Linked DNA regions of Mus musculus: region 2 is linked to region 1. Evidence: chromatin loops called from intact Hi-C (ENCODE). Cell type or tissue: left cerebral cortex. All regions are shown on one strand. Each heading gives the region's core, and the rest is flanking DNA. Links, peaks and the distances in the headings are about the cores only.

Region 1 (7,829 bases), core at 2,007-6,006:
CCTCACAGCCAAAATATGCCATATTTCCTCAACAGAGGAAATCTATTTAAGCCTAGTATAAGAATATTCACTGAGAATATTCTCTATCTATCTATCTATCTATCTATCTATCTATCTATCTATCTGTCTACCTGTATGCAGATCTATGCTACCCTCTGCATTATAGTTGCAGTGAGAGCTATGCTTAGTTGGGCCCAAGCAACATAAGCACTAGTCTATCTCCCATCTCTTGGTTACATAGATTCGAGCAATCAATGGACAGGATGACAAGCAAAAGCAAAGTGTTGTAAAACTCATAATTTTTTAAAGCTTGGGAGCTTTGAGAAAGAGATGATGTCAGGGATAGTGCCTCCAGATTTTAAAGGCTCTACCAGCAGGAACTGGCAAAGAAAATCCTATAGAAAAGACAGAACCTTGGGGAGTCTGGTAAGGTCTAGTGTTCCTTCACTATGAGCAATCTACTTCATGTATGTATGTGTCAACATTACTGGGATTGATCCCAGGGCTTCGTACATGCTAAGCAAACACTTGGCCACTGAACTATTTCTTCCATATACTTTCCTTTCCATCCTCTAACCAACCATTTCCTCCTTCTCTCCCTTTTTTTCTTGACAGGGTCTCTGAACTTGAACTTACTTTGTGACCCAGTACACTGAAAGTCTGACTACTCCAGACTCTTGAGTAACAAGTACACACAGGAACACAGAGCCATATATGGCTTTAGCTATACTCTTAAAGGAAAAAAGGCAGAAAAAAATGGCAGAAATGGCTAATAGTTTACTCTAGGCCTTCAGAATTTTGGCATCCTCCTTACTTTTATTTATCACAATCATCATTATCATCTCTATTATTTTATTATTTATTATAATTGGTAATAATAGAACTTCAAGCAAAGTAAAGGAAATCACATTCACAGTAAAATGGGAGACAACTCTTTCTTTTTTCTTGGCTACATCTGGAACATCATTTTGATGAGACAGAACGGGCACCTTGATGATCTATATAGGATGACATGGTAAAAAAATCAAAAACATCCTAACTGAGTTTTTGAGCATCATTATAAAGGCAAGCTGTCTTAATACATAACTTGATTCTTATCACACAAAACATAAAGATTTACTCTAGGTAATGTATGGGTTGATTTTAGCTATACCTGAGTCATATTCCTCCTATTCCATAAGCTTCTATGGGGAAAAAGACCAATTTGTCTTATTTCTCATTTTAGTGCCGCAGACTGCACCTGGAACATAATAGGAATTCAGTGGGTATTTAATGACTAAGTAACAGAGACAGTGACTGAATTTTGTCAACATGTGTTTTTCCCCAAATTGTTGTAATATTACCTTCATTTTCAAAAGTAATACTCTTGGAACATTCTCCTGGCTAGAAATAGCCCTATTAGAATGACAAAAAGCCAACTATATCATTGTGGTTGGTTTTCAAGCCTAGCTATAGACACATTCTGTTAGAAAACTTATGTGTGGGTGAGCACAGAGTTTATGGTTCAGGGTGGAGAGTTTATTTTTCACAATCTGTGAAAGCAAAATATGTGGATTGACTCAATGATCAGAAGGTATCCCATTTATTTATTATTTATTTATCTATTTATTTTTATTTCTAAACCCCAAGAATGGAATCCTCTGTTCATCTCCTGAGCATCCTTGAGACCTCTACGGGGGGAGGGGGGTGAGTGGAGCTTTTAGTAGAACTGATGAGCTGAAAGCATCCCAAGTCATTTTCTGAACGTCTTGATTATGAACATCATCCAAAGAAACATTGGCCCGAAATGTTCATTTTCCACATGGGGCATCATGGAGCCCCACACCAATAAGTCTTTGGCCCGTTAAAATTTCTTATCAATGGAGACCCTGACTCAATCAACAAAGAGAAGCAACAACACAAAGACAAGTGAGGTGGCACACATTTTAATCTCAATAGGTTGAGCCAGGAGGCTGTGAGATCAAAGTCAGCTTCATCTATATAGAGAGTTCCAGGGCTACATAAGGAGATGAGACACTCCAAAACAAACAAGTATTCCAATACCTTGATACAATATAAAGATATTGTATGCTTAGACACTTTTCTGCTATTCTTGATTTCTGCATTCAGCTAATTATTTTCCCTATGAATGCCACAGATAATCTTAAAACATTAAGCTTTTTTGTTTTTTAGTCTCTCACCTACAAGCAGAAATATGTTCTCCATAGTGACCTCATTCTTTATCCTGTCTAGGGCAGATTTATGTCTCCCTCTAACTTCCCATTTGGATTTAGCTCCTTAGTCAAAATGGCCTATTTAAGTTGTAATGATCGTTCCCGTGTTGGAGTTCTGGCAACCTACTACAAAATGACAGATGCAGGAGAATCCAGTGGAGGAAGGCACCATGAAGATCCAGGCTTTCAACAGTAAACAAACATTCAGCTCCGTGGCTCTCTTGCTTGCATTTTCAAGATGAATGTATTTAAATACACAAGAGACAAGCTATTTTCAGACAGCTGCTCATCTATGAGGCTTTTGGCACCAGTCACCTAGGCTTGCCTTTTTTTTTTTTTAAAATCAGATGATTGATGCTTTCTTTAATCTTGAGTTGTTATATTCATGATAGAGATCCTTGTTTTTAACTAGAGCTCAAAAAAGGCTTTGGACTGAGAGATTTGGAGGACACTAAAAAGTTTCAACACTGGATTTTTCCTTTCATTTGTCAGTTAACAAGTCTAGAATTAGATATATAACTGCTTCACGAAGGAAATTTTCCACAAAAATCTTCTATATGATTGGAATCATATTACAACAACATTATCACAAGTCATCAATTACTGAACTATGAGTTCATTTGCCAGGAACATAGTTTTACCTTGAAAATCTGAAAATTTATAAATGACAAGACATGTATGTTTTGATAAGTGCAAGTTTGCAATATATTCTATGTATATGGGTAATAAGGTAGGCAATCTAAGACTCTTGTGGAAAAAATTGGTCATAACAGGGTATCTATAAGGAAACATAATTTTCTTATTTTGCAAAAAGATTCAACAAAGAAAAAGGCTATGACTAAAAAAAAAAAAAAAAAAACAACTTCATTCTTCTGTCCTCTGTTTTCCTCTATTAGTCCATGAGTTATTCATATGTACAAGCTCTTGTGGTTAAGGCAAGAGAAGAAGAAAGAGATATATGCTTGCTGATTGTAAGATATAAAAATGCACAAGGGGCAGGTGGTGGTTGTACACGCCTTTAATCCCAACACTTGGGAGGCAGAGGCAGAAAAAAAGAAAGAAAAGGAAAAAAGAAATGCATGAAACATGCAAGTAAACAGTTCCAGGTAGGATAGAGTGAAATATAGTCTATACTAAAGGAGCATGTTCCTAGGGAAGTGGGAGCAGGAAGGAGGAAGAAATGAAAGACTCAACTGAGAGGTGATTTGCCCTTAAACTAACATCCCTGGGGTTGAGCATAATCAGATACTTCTGTCTTGGTTGTAGAGCAGTGACCTCTAAAACGAGAAAGTATCTCAAGTCAGTTATTCTATGCTGTCTCCATTTAGCTAGGACTCTTGAAGAACTTGCTCTCTCTCTATTTTTCCTGTTTTCTCACATTTCAACCTATTTGTAGAAAAGGAAATTGGTAATTTTTTTCTGTATTAGTGACAGCTACAAACAGTACAACCATATCGAAAATAATTGGACTACTGTAGAATTCAGAGAATTGACTGATTCATTTCACTTTTATCTATCCCTCTCCCTAATACACACAAATTTTAGATGGAAACAGCTAATTGCCACTGTCTTTGACTAAATGATATTGAATGACACTATTTTTAAAACCCCACTACCATCTCCTGACTCAACCTGTTGCTTTATCTTTAGTAGTTTGAGAACTTTTTGAAATTGGGTGAGTCTGGAGGTAGTGTTGATTTAAGGGTAGTCTGCAGCTCAGCATGTGTCCTCTGCCAAGAGGATAATTAAAGCAACGGAGTTGCTCGTCTTAGATGGAAAGAGAACAAACATTAAGTGAAGATAAACAATGAGGAGTCCATTAAAATACAGAACCTAAGTGTATCAAACTTGGAAATGGGACCGACAGACTCAGTCTGTTTTGGAAACTGGTGAATTGTACCCACTTCTGTTAAAAGTCTGCTGTAGCCAGCACAGCAAGCGCTGGCTTGACTCCCAGACACAATGTAGAATCCATCTGTTCGGTCACTGAGCCTCATAGGTACTTGGAGGAAAGACTGTGTGCATGGGACAGGCTCCAATAAGGAGTGGGATTTCTCAAGATATTAAAAATGTGTTTTGCCAGTCCTGGGTTTAACAAGTGAGTCAAGGACTCTACTGTCCTTATGTCTTTACTCCATACACATCGGTGGTTTAAAGTCCCCGATGCAAGGCCGAGTAACATAGTTTAGCACAGTGCGTAGCTTTGAGTGGACTTTAAATTAGTATTTACCTGATGATAGCACTACTGCTTTAAAAAATATATATACCTCAATATGTTCAGTGGCATGCCAAGAGCTTTCTGATTTCTTTCCTTTCTTCTACTTTTCTTTTTTTCTTTAAACAAATGTCTACTGAGGTCTACCTAGCTTTCTCTGTAGGCCCAGTATTGCTCTAAGAGTTCAAGCTTAAATGGTGAGCGAGGGACATCACGTACCATCAATTCTAGTTAAGGCTATAATAATGATATATAAATTAACAATGCATATTCATATGATTGTAGATATTATGAAAAGACAAGTAAAATACAGCAATGTGATAGTGATGGGGAAGGGAGAGTTATATTTCACTGGAAATTTTTGCAATGGGGCAGATGCTTAAAATTAGACCTCACTGGATAAGAACAATATTTGCATATCATAGATATGTGTGGGAAGAATTTCTCTGGAAGATAAGCATTTTAAAATATATTCCAGAGCAGCCAGATTTGTATAAAAGGGACAGTAACTGTGAGCAAATCCAGAATGGAAGAGCGTAGCACACCTAGGAGCCTGAGGGGATCCAGGGTTACAGACTGGATGGGTCCACAAAGACAAATAGTAACCAGCTTTTCATGCATTATTTTCAACCAGTACAGTGACCTATAGTTTAGATACTGTCTGTTTCTCTATGGAGATAGACTATTATACTCAGGTTAAATATCATGGCAAAATCACATTGCTGACATGTTCAGTGTCCAGATTTGGAGCAGCCTGGTCCCAGAGCTTATCCTAATAAGCTAAATCTCAAGAAAAGTCTAGACATTACCAGCAACACTTTGAAAATATCACCTTTGATGTCTCCAACCATTCATCATTCCATGTGATTTGCCTCAACAAAGAACAATAGATACCAGCATGAATCCGAAGTGAAGAGTTAAAAAGAATGGTTATAAAATCAGGAAGACCAGTAGACTCAACTAACCTAGACCCCTAGGAGCACCCAGACACTGAGCCACTAACCAGGGAGTGTACACAAGCTGCTCTGAGGCCCCTGACACACACACACACACACACACACACACACACACACACACACACACACAGAGAGAGAGAGAGAGAGAGAGAGAGAGAGAGAGAGAGAGAGAGAGAGAGAGCACAAGAGCAGAGCAGAGAACTGCCTGGTTTGGCCTCAGTGGAAGAAGATGCACCTAATCTTCAAGAGATTTGAAGCCCCAGGGAGGGAGGGTCTGGGGATGGAGAAACATCCTCTTAGAGACTGGGGAGGAGGAATGGGATGAAGAACTATGGGAACTATGGAAGGTTGGGTAATGGATGGATTATAAATAAAGGAAATAATTAAAAACAATTAATAAATCAGGAAAAATCTTTGGTTTCTCCTGGCTCCAGTTTTCTTTTTCTTTTCTTTTTTATTAGGTATTTTCTTATTTTACATTTCAAATGCTATCCCCAAAGTCCCCCATACCCTCCCCCCTCCCCTCCCCACCCACTCCCACTTCTTGGCCCAGGTGTTTCCCTGTACTGAGGCATATAAAGTTTGCAAGACCAAGGGGCCTCTCTTCCCAGTGATGGCAGACTAGGCCATCTTCTACTACATATGCAGCTAGAGACACAAGCTCTGGGGATACTGGTTAATTCATATTGTTGTTCCACCAATAGGGTTGCAGAACCCTTTAGCTCCTTGGGTACTTTCTCTAGCTGCTCCAATGGGGGCCTTGCATTCCATCCACTTCTGTGTTTGCCAGGCACCAGCATAGTCTCACAAGAGACAGCTATATCAGGGTCCTTTCAGCAAAATCTTGCTGGCATATGCAATGGTGTCTGCGTTTGGAGGCTGATTATGGGATGGATCCCTGGGTGCGGCAGTCTCTAGATGGTCCATCCTTTCATCTCAGCTCCAAACTTTGTCTTTGTAACTCCTTCCATGGGTGTTTTGTTCCCAATTCTAAGAAGGGGCAAAGTGTCCACACTTTGGTCTTCGTTCTTCTTCAGTTTCATGTGTTTTGCAAATTGTATCTTATATCATGGGTATTCTAAGTTTCTGGGCTAATATCCACTTATCAGTGAGTACATATCATTTGAGTTCTTTTGTGATTGGGCTACCTCACTCAGTATGATACCCTTCAGGTTCATCCATTTGCCTAGGAATTTCATAAATTCATTCTTTTTAATAGCTGAGTAGTACTCCATTGTGTAAATGCACCACAATTTCTGTATCCATTCCTCTGTTTAGGGGCATCTGGGTTCTTTCCAGCTTCTGGCTATTATAAATAAGGCTGCTATGAATATAGTGGAGCATGTGTCCTTCTTACCAGTTGGAACATCTTCTGGATATATGCCCAGGAGAGGTATTGCAAGATCCTCCAGTAGTACTATGTCCAATTTTCTGAGGAACTTCCAGACTGATTTCCAGAGTGGTTGTACAAGCTTGCAATCCCACCAACAATGGAGGAGTGTTCCTCTTTCTCTACATACTCACCAGCAATTGCTGTCACCTGAATTTTTGATCTTAGCCATTCTGACTGGTGTGAGGTGGAATCTCAGGGTTGTTTTGATTTGCATTTCCCTGATGATTAAGGATGTTGAACATTTTTTAGGTGCTTCTCAGCCATTCATTATTCCTCAGGTCAGAATTTTTTGTTTAGCTCTGAGCCCCATTTTTTAATAAGGTTTTTTGATTTTCTGAGTTCTTTATATATATTGGATATTAGTTCCCTATCTTATTTAGGATTGGTAAAGATCCTTTCCCAATCTGTTGGTGGCCTTTTTGTCTTATTGACAGTGTCTTTTGCCTTACAGAAGCTTTGCAATATTATAAGGTCCCATTTGTCGATTCTCGATCTTACAAGCACAAGCCATTGCTGTTCTATTCAGGAATTTCCCCCTGTGCCCATATCTTTGAGGCTTTTCCCCATTTTCTCCTCTATAAGTTTCATTGTCTCTGGTTTTATATGGAGTTCCTTGATCCACTTAGATTTGACCTTAGTACAAGGAGATAAGAATGGATCAATTCACATTCTTCTACATGATAACTGCCAGTTGTGCCAGCACCATTTGTTGAAAATGCTGTCTTTTTTCCACTGGATGGTTTTAGCTCCCTTGTCAAAGATCAAGTGACCATAGGTGTGTGGGATCATTTCTGGGTCTTCAATTCTATTCCATTGGTCTACTTGTCTGTCGCTATACCAGTACCTTGCACTTTTTATTACTATTGCTCTGTAGTACAGCGTTAGATCAGGCCTGGTGATTCCACCAGAGGTTCTTTTATCATTGAGAAGGGTTTTTGCTATCCTAGGTTTTTTGTTAGATGAATTTGCTAATTACCCTTTCTAATTCGTTGAAAAATTGAGTTGGAATTTTGATGGGGATTGTGTTGAGTCTGTAGATTGTTTTTGGAAAG
Region 2 (7,829 bases), core at 2,136-6,135, 170 kb before region 1:
ACACCTTGATTTCCGATTTCTAGCCTACGTAGCCCAAGAGAATCTATTTCTGTTAATACATCTCATTTGTGCTGCTTTATTATATAAATGCTACAAAATGAACACATAGCCCTCCTATTCATCCTTTCCAGTTGTTTCCGTACCTTCATTTATCTTGTGTATGTGTGCACATGTGTGCATGTGTTTGAATCTGAAAGTCTGAGTTCAACTTCAAGTATCTTACTTAATAAACCCATATCTCGTTTTAGAAGAGAGTATCTTTAACTTTTATGGAGCTTGTTGATTATTCTAGGCTGACTAGTCAGCTAGAGAGCTCCAGGGGTCTACTTGTCTCCATCTCAGCAGCATTAGGATTCCAAAAATACACCACCACACCCAGCTTTTTAACATGGTTCTGGGGTTTGAACTCAGGTCCTCTTGCTTGCATGGCTAAGCCTTCTTCCAAGTTATGATCTTCCCTTCTTTCCTCCTCTCTCGTTCATCTTCCAGCACATTTCTACAGCCTGTGTGTTGTCTCCAGACTGCCATTCCTCCAGGCACAAAAGGGTAGACAGCCTGGTTCAGAACTTGCTAAGTAAGGAGGGAACAAAGGGAAAGCTATCTGCAGGTGTTGAGTGGCTTACAGCTGGATGGCTCAGCCACCATGCTGCCGGAAACAGCTGCAAGGGTCTGACATATGTAGTGTGGATCTTGGCAATATCATCTTCGGAAGCTGTGAGAACAACAAGCTTGCTTAGGACTTCATATGAATTGGCCCAGACACCTACTCTCCCTTCCCAGCCTCTTGAAATTGACTTTTGCAGCTTCTTAGCATTCAGCAGCAGCCCTCACTGGTGAAGCTTAGACAGACTGTATGTTCCCTACAAAGCAGGGTACTGACAGCTTTTTTCTTTTCCTTTCCTCATTGCTTAATCTGTCCACTTCCTGATACTAATGGATTTTTAAATGAGCCTAGGACAATTGATAGCATTTCCCAATTAAAACCAAATACCCTTCATCCACCCTTCACACAGTCGCTCAGTACAAAGAAAAAGCGCTGGCAGTATAGCACAAACCAAGAGCTCTCTGATTCTCTTGCCTCCTGCCTCTGCTGCCTGCAGAGAGGGGGTGCCCCGCCCAACGACCTGGCTTCTGCAAAAGTGCTCTGCAAAGTAGGAGAACCATCTAGATAATCATCCCAAGTGACTCAGCCTGAATTTTCTAAGCAGCATCAGGACCAGAATCATACGTAGGACTTTCCCTATCCTTTCTCAAGCTTGAGATTTCATAGCCAGGGAGCTTACATGCTTCTCCCAGGATTATAGGAGAATATTCGTTAGCCATGTTAATTGATAGAATATTTGAAGTTAGCAGGGTTGATGGATTTCCCATTAAATGATCTCTGCCAAGTGAGTGCCTACTCTGGCCTTGGCCCTGCATTTGGCCCCTTGTATAAATAATCTCTAACTCTTACTACATCATGTGCTTTACAGATGCCTAGACAGATACCCTCAGAAGTTGAATGATTTATCTTGACACCATGCACTGAGTTAGGTAGAATGAACCCAAATCTGGGTTACTTTGGTGCTTCTTGGACTGCATATGAAAGAGTAGCCATATTTCGGGACTGTGTTCAAGGCTACTTTACTTACTTGGAAGGTTGACATATGGAAGGTGCAAGATTCATGTTAGAGAAGTAACACATGGCGGTTTTAGATCTATGATTGATTTCAGTCTTCTTAGACCTCAGTGTCCTCCTAGAGGACAATCAAGAATGCTCTGAGGAAATGCTCCTAGCAGCAAGAAGCAACTGGGGTTAGTTTCTTCTCTCTGTATAATCAAGCTGTCATTTCAATACTATGCTCCTAAACTCTGTTTCTACAAGTCTTCCCTTAGCCTTATTTTAATAATTCTTCATTACCATTTACTAGATAAAGCCTACTGTTGGCACAATTAGCCCTCCAATACAGAGAAGGACCTTTGTATGTATGTATGCATGTGTGTATGTATGCATATGTATGTATGTATGTATGTATGTATATGTGTTTAGTGCAAAGGTTGACTGTGAAGTATGTCCTTCCTTCCTTTCTTCCTTCCTTCCTTCCTTCCTTCCTTTCTTACTTCCTTCCCCCCTCTCTTTTTCTCTCTCATATCTTTTATAAATCAAACTATCTCCATTACTTTATGAGTTGAATCTGGGGTTCACAGATTTATCTAGATTAGCTGGCCAGCAAGGCCCAAGGATCTGCCTGCCTCCTCTTCCCTGTGGCTAGGATTATGGTTACATGCAGCCATACTACCTAGGAGTTTTACATGAGTGCTAGGGAACCAAACTCAGGTCCTTCTGCTTGTGTGGTAAGAACTTGCGGAATGACCCATATACCCAGCCCTCTTGCATAAATATATCTAGAATATAGTGAGGAGCCATTCAAATGTTAGAAGACAGTTTGTGGCAAAGTCATGCCAGCAGAATGTTAATAAGTGCTGTTGGTTCTAGGTCCACTAAAGATCCAGAACTCATATCCATTTAGCCCTGAAGCCATTTAGTTTTTATCTAATCTATCACCCAGATTTAGCCCCAGAGGTTTCCTTTATTTCTGTTTGGTTCCAGAACCATCCTCCATTCTGCTGCTGGCATGACTTTGCCACAAACTGCTTTCTAATAGTTGAATGGCTCCTCACTCTATTCTAGATATATTTTATATTCTTAAATGTGCCCTAGTAGGACAGCATCTCATTTTAGCCCCCTGGAAACTTGTGACTGAGCTTTCTACCACCTTAAGTTTGCTCACATTCAACTCTAGACACCATGAACTTCAAATGCCAGGCTTCTTCCCCCAAGGCCTCTGCATATGCAGTCTCTTAACCAGGTAGACCCAGAGTTTTCACCCAGTTGACCCTACACATTCTTCAGATGCCAACATTGATGATTTCTTGGGAAATCTTCAGCCATATATATCCATGTGAACATCTAGGACAGCATCCTGGCAGCCTGCACCCATTATGCATACGCTTTGGTCATTTTGATGGACATTGCTTGCTTGCCATCTTTTCTCTTCCATATACAGAGCTCTGAGAGGCCACAGCATGACATTTTGAAGCATAGCACTGGGAGTGTGTGGTAGACGATAAATATTTATTGCTTTCCTTTCTTTCCTTCAATTTGCTTGACATCGACCCCGTCAGCCACAATTGGTTCATCTGAAACATTCTTATTTGAATGTTTTAGGCCAAGTGCTGTCCCTTTATCCTCCTCTCTCATGTTATCCTGTCTTCCTTTCACTCTTATAAAGGTGTTTTAGGGTCATGCCATGAACTGTCACTTTTAAATATTTGACAAAAACAAAAAACCCCGAAAAGCTTAGTTTTACTTTTTCCTCCCTCATGTCTTCAATAGTGACAGGATGAACTAAGCATGTAGTGAATTTCAGTTGCCATGGTAACTGATAATGGTCTAGTTCTTTCACTTTCTTTCATAGAGAGGAAAAATGTCTCTTTTTCTTTAATGAGCAAGATATGAGAATTTATCCTACTATCTGTTAGATATCTAACAGCCCAAAGGACTATTTTTCAATTATCTAGTGCTCTTATACAATCTTGAAAACTTTTTGCTACTGGTCACAATGGTCCATCTTACTTCACATGTTCACTCTGGAGCTTCATAAGGCTTGAAGAGAAGTCTGGATGTCTGTACGTGTACTGTGTGCAGGCACATGCTCCTGAGGAGGAACAGTGAGTGTAACCCCATGTTACATGGCGCAGATTTTTGTCTTGGATGAACTAAGTCGTGAGATACAACCACTCTAGAATTCTCTAAACACAGCTCATTTGCATAAAGACGAGGAGAAGATTCTCTGGGGCCTGGGATTAGTGTGCAGCCTCTCTAATTGGTTGTATGGGTAGGAGTGAAAGACAGCTGTTCACAGCCATTTCTTCACTCTAACTAGGGCAACCTTCTTTCCAGTTTTCAAGTAAAAGGAAAAATATATTGCTGCACAGCGAGGAATTTGTACATGCAAGAAAATAAGGACACCCTGGAGTCAACTCAGACTCTGGGGGCAGGGCATGTCCCTACTTTTTGATAGAAGCAAAAGGAACTGGTTAGTTTCCTTACATCTCTCGAGCATTTATATTTCTCTGGAAAGTTTCTCATTTGCTAATGTTATGAGAGGGACATGGTGGGTAAGCTTGAAGTTCTGAGAGGGGAAATGGTCTGTCAAAAGTCACAGAGGCAGATGATGACAGGCTCCATGAGGGAATCCTGGTCTGCTTATTTGTAATCCAGTATCTATGTTCTAGTTTGAATATGACTTGTTCCCACTAGAAGAACTCAAGAGATTAGTTATCAGAGAAACAGCTATCAAACCAGGTTATCTCTTCCTTCCTCTTCTTCCAGAACCACTCACTAACATTTCACTTTCTGTTACAAGGTCCTCACAGGAAGGAAAGAAGATAGATGCTCATCAAATGCTGTGAGACCCTTGGGACTTCTACAACTGGGAGATAAATCAACTTCTATTCTTTACAAATCACCTGGTCTGAAGGATTTCCTTTTTATAGCTCTAGAGTAAGAGAACATCTTACTCATCCTACTCGTCTAGTGCTCTTGTGGGAGAGATGTTGGTCTTATCAACAATTATTTTGCTTCAGTATCTATACAGTAGCCATGACATAAATGTTTATAACAATACTTTAATGGGGGTAGAAATTTAAGCATGGGATAATATTCTGGGAGGCTCTGTGTGTGGAGTCTGTATCCATGTGGTCAGGGAGTTTGTTATTGCTGCTGTAATTTCATATGCTCCTCCTGGCACAGTGATCTCAGCACTAATGTAATCCTCTGTTTTAAAAAATAAAGAGGTTCAAAAAGATGAAGTTCCCCACTTGAACCTGAGGAATCAATAACTTGTGGCAATACCCGGAAGAGAGCAGATGGGAGTGACGGGCAGAGAAATGAGAGAAAAGTCTTGCACTGGAATATTCTGCCTATCATCGTGTTCTGAATCATATGCTAGGTTTTTACCATATTAGAGCTTGATCGAATTTTGCAGCATCCATGCATATCTATCCTATACCTGAGGAAATGAAAATTCAAAACTGTTGAATTGCATACTGGGATCAGGAGAGTAAGTGTGTGTGTGTGTGGGTACCCTCGGATTCCAGAACAGGGCACTGGATCTCCTGGAGCTGCAGTTACAGGCAGTTGTGAACTACCTGATCTGAAAGCTGACAACAGAGCCCTGGCCCTCTGAAAGAGCAGCAAGTGTTATTAAGCACCGGGCCATCTCTCCAGCCCCAAGGGACTACAAGAGTTTCAACCTTCTACAAAAAATTCAGATCTAGGAAGCGGCTTTGAATATGTCCTATCCTTCATAGATAGACGTAACAACGCAAGAATTCTCAAACAGGGTTTATCAATGTCCTAGCATGCTCAGTGTAATACAACTAAGAGTTGTATTGGTAAAATACACAATCATTTTTTAACCAACAGTACTGAAAGATCCTGACAGAATGTAAAAGGACACAGAAGCCCTGAAATTGGCAAGATAGATGTCAGTGTTAGCAGAACTAGCTTCACTGATTTAGAAAAATAGAGGTGCACAATGCTCTGGCCACTCCTTGAACCTGTGTGTCTGCCAATGTTTTGACCGTTCCTTGACCCATGTGTGTGCCCACTGATGAAGCCCATTGCCAGGTGTTTGTGATATTGGTTGCTGGGAAAGAGTCAGAAAATCTCCCCAGCAACCTCAGCCCGGCCAATCCTGAGTTGCTACACCTGCACCAGACTCTTTCCTTGTACCCCTCCCATACCCATTTCGTGAGAATAGACATTGTTTAGATCTGGAAATCCCTCTGGAAATCCCGTACTCCCCCGCTTCTTCTTTCCCCACTGAGGGCCTATAAAAACTGGGACCTCTTTCCTCTCGAGGTCGACTCCTCTACCCCTGCGTGGGATATGAGTCATCCCCAGAGCTCTGGCTTTCCCCGAATAAAGCCTCATGTGGTTTGAACAAGCTCGGTCTATCGTGAGTTCTTGGGTGTCCGCTCTTGTCCTGAGGCCTGAGTGAGGGGCTCCTCTCGGAGTCTTTCAGTACAATATTGGACCAGCTGTCCACCTTTCTGGCCTGGTTTCTCCTATGTAAAATCTAGTGGATGATAACTGGCAGAGCACCTCTACATCACATGCTAGTGCTGATTGATGACTTAGTAGTCGCTCTTTGGCATGCTGCTCATGTGGGACTCTCAGATACCCTACACCTTGCTCATATGCCTTGAGCATGGTGGGTGGAACAGGAGCAAGTTTGCCATAGATTTGACAAACCAAGACTGAATGAGCAGTAAACATTGACAGGTTTATCATCTTTGTTTACTTGCTCAGTCACTTGCAAAATGATTTCTATTTTCGATTTATATTGGCTGCTGGAATAAATTATCACACTCATCATGAATCTTCATTTTTAAGCTATGGGGGGTGTGGGGGGGTAAATGAACTTTTTTGGCTAGACCCATGAGCAAAGAGCTTGTAGAACAAACCTTATCCTAAGCCCATAGGGGCTCTTTAATTCCAAAGTTTCTTTCATTTTTTTTCCAAATTAAAAAAAAAAATCTTCAAATCTTCCATCTCAATCTCTTTCTCAATGTGATGCTCTCCTCCCCTGTCCCCCAAATTATTCAAATGACTAAAGTACTGGAAGGATAGGTAGGGGAGGACTTGTTAATAGGCAGCCTTTCCTTTACCGTGGATGAAGAACCATTTTTGACTTTAAGATAGTGTGAAAGCAATACTCATTCATTAAAAAGTGCAATTTGAATTGTGATCTTTTCCTAAACTAGTGGTGTTAGTACTCTGCTCTCTCATGATGCTGGGCAGCAGCAGGAAGCTACAGCTCCGGGTTATTCACGTGACTACTAGAGAGAACAACAGATGCTCTGTAGAGTGGGCTGGGCTGCTCCACTGTGATTTTCAGTAGCTTAGGTGGATTGCATGCGTTTGGGGCTGCATCATACATGAGTTTATTGGGGCACATCATATGTAAAGCAGAGAGCAAACGAATTTTTGAAAATGTAAAACTCAGGTGTGTGTGTGTGTGTGTGTGTGTGTGTGTGTGTTCTGGGAAGCATGTCCAAGGCCTTGAGCATGTGACTATGTGTTCATCACTGAGCCATACTCCAGAACCTCGAGTTTTGTAGTTTGGAACATGTAAAAGCTTAAAAGCTTAAAATCAGATGGTTGAACTGCTTAAAAGCAGAACCTGCGACGTCAAGGGGATTTGAATTTTCCCTGACATGTGCAAATGCATTGATAGAGAAGCTTCTTGGGCAAACTGAGTGATCGCACTTCTGTAAAGCAGAGGCTGTGGATTTGGGATAGGAAGACAGCTGGCAGCTCTCCATAGCATATACTTTGGGATCAGATCCAGCATGCTCATGGTAAGGGGGACTGCGTGGTTGCTAGCTAGCTCGGTTGCATTTTTTTTTCAACCTGTATCTCTCAGCACCCATGGTTTGCTGTATAAATTGCATTTCTATGCAAGATCTACTGTGAACAAACATAAGCTTGAAAATCAAGCATCCAGACAAACATACAGGTTTATGTAACAGCCACTTAAATTACCGAGTGCTCCATGGGAATATGGAGAAAAAATTGATTCAAAAGTTTGGACCATTTTCTGGAGGTTCAGTCTAAGTGAAGCTGTTCAAACATCACCGAGAGGAGCATCATGCTCTCTTCTGGATATATACCATGGGTGGGTGGAACTGAGTATGCTAACTCCTAATTCCTGGCTTTGAGTTTGCCCACGTGTAAAAAGCACTCCACTGATTTTGAATACCATTCTGGAACCACCCTC

Evidence for each region. A loop is a pair of places that touch in the nucleus more often than their neighbours do. Peaks named below come from ENCODE experiments on the same cell type or tissue, not always from the same donor. Only the 100,000 strongest peaks of a DNase experiment are listed, where the experiment ranks them.
Region 2: it touches region 1 in a loop (13-fold over the local background); 2 of 42 quality-filtered maps call a loop at or near these places.

What each region holds. Positions count from the first base shown.
Region 1 is chr11:42,923,706-42,931,534 of GRCm38, reverse strand. No RefSeq gene overlaps it. Among named protein-coding and RNA genes, the nearest start is that of Gm34644, 54 kb to the right of the region's middle. In left cerebral cortex, for the core only: no CTCF peak of the experiment used is centred there; DNase peaks (open chromatin) are centred at 2,411 and 4,194.
Region 2 is chr11:43,092,240-43,100,068 of GRCm38, reverse strand. It overlaps a transcript of Atp10b not described here. Among named protein-coding and RNA genes, the nearest start is that of Atp10b, 54 kb to the left of the region's middle. In left cerebral cortex, for the core only: no CTCF peak of the experiment used is centred there; DNase peaks (open chromatin) are centred at 3,437 and 3,857; H3K27ac peaks cover 1,329 bases.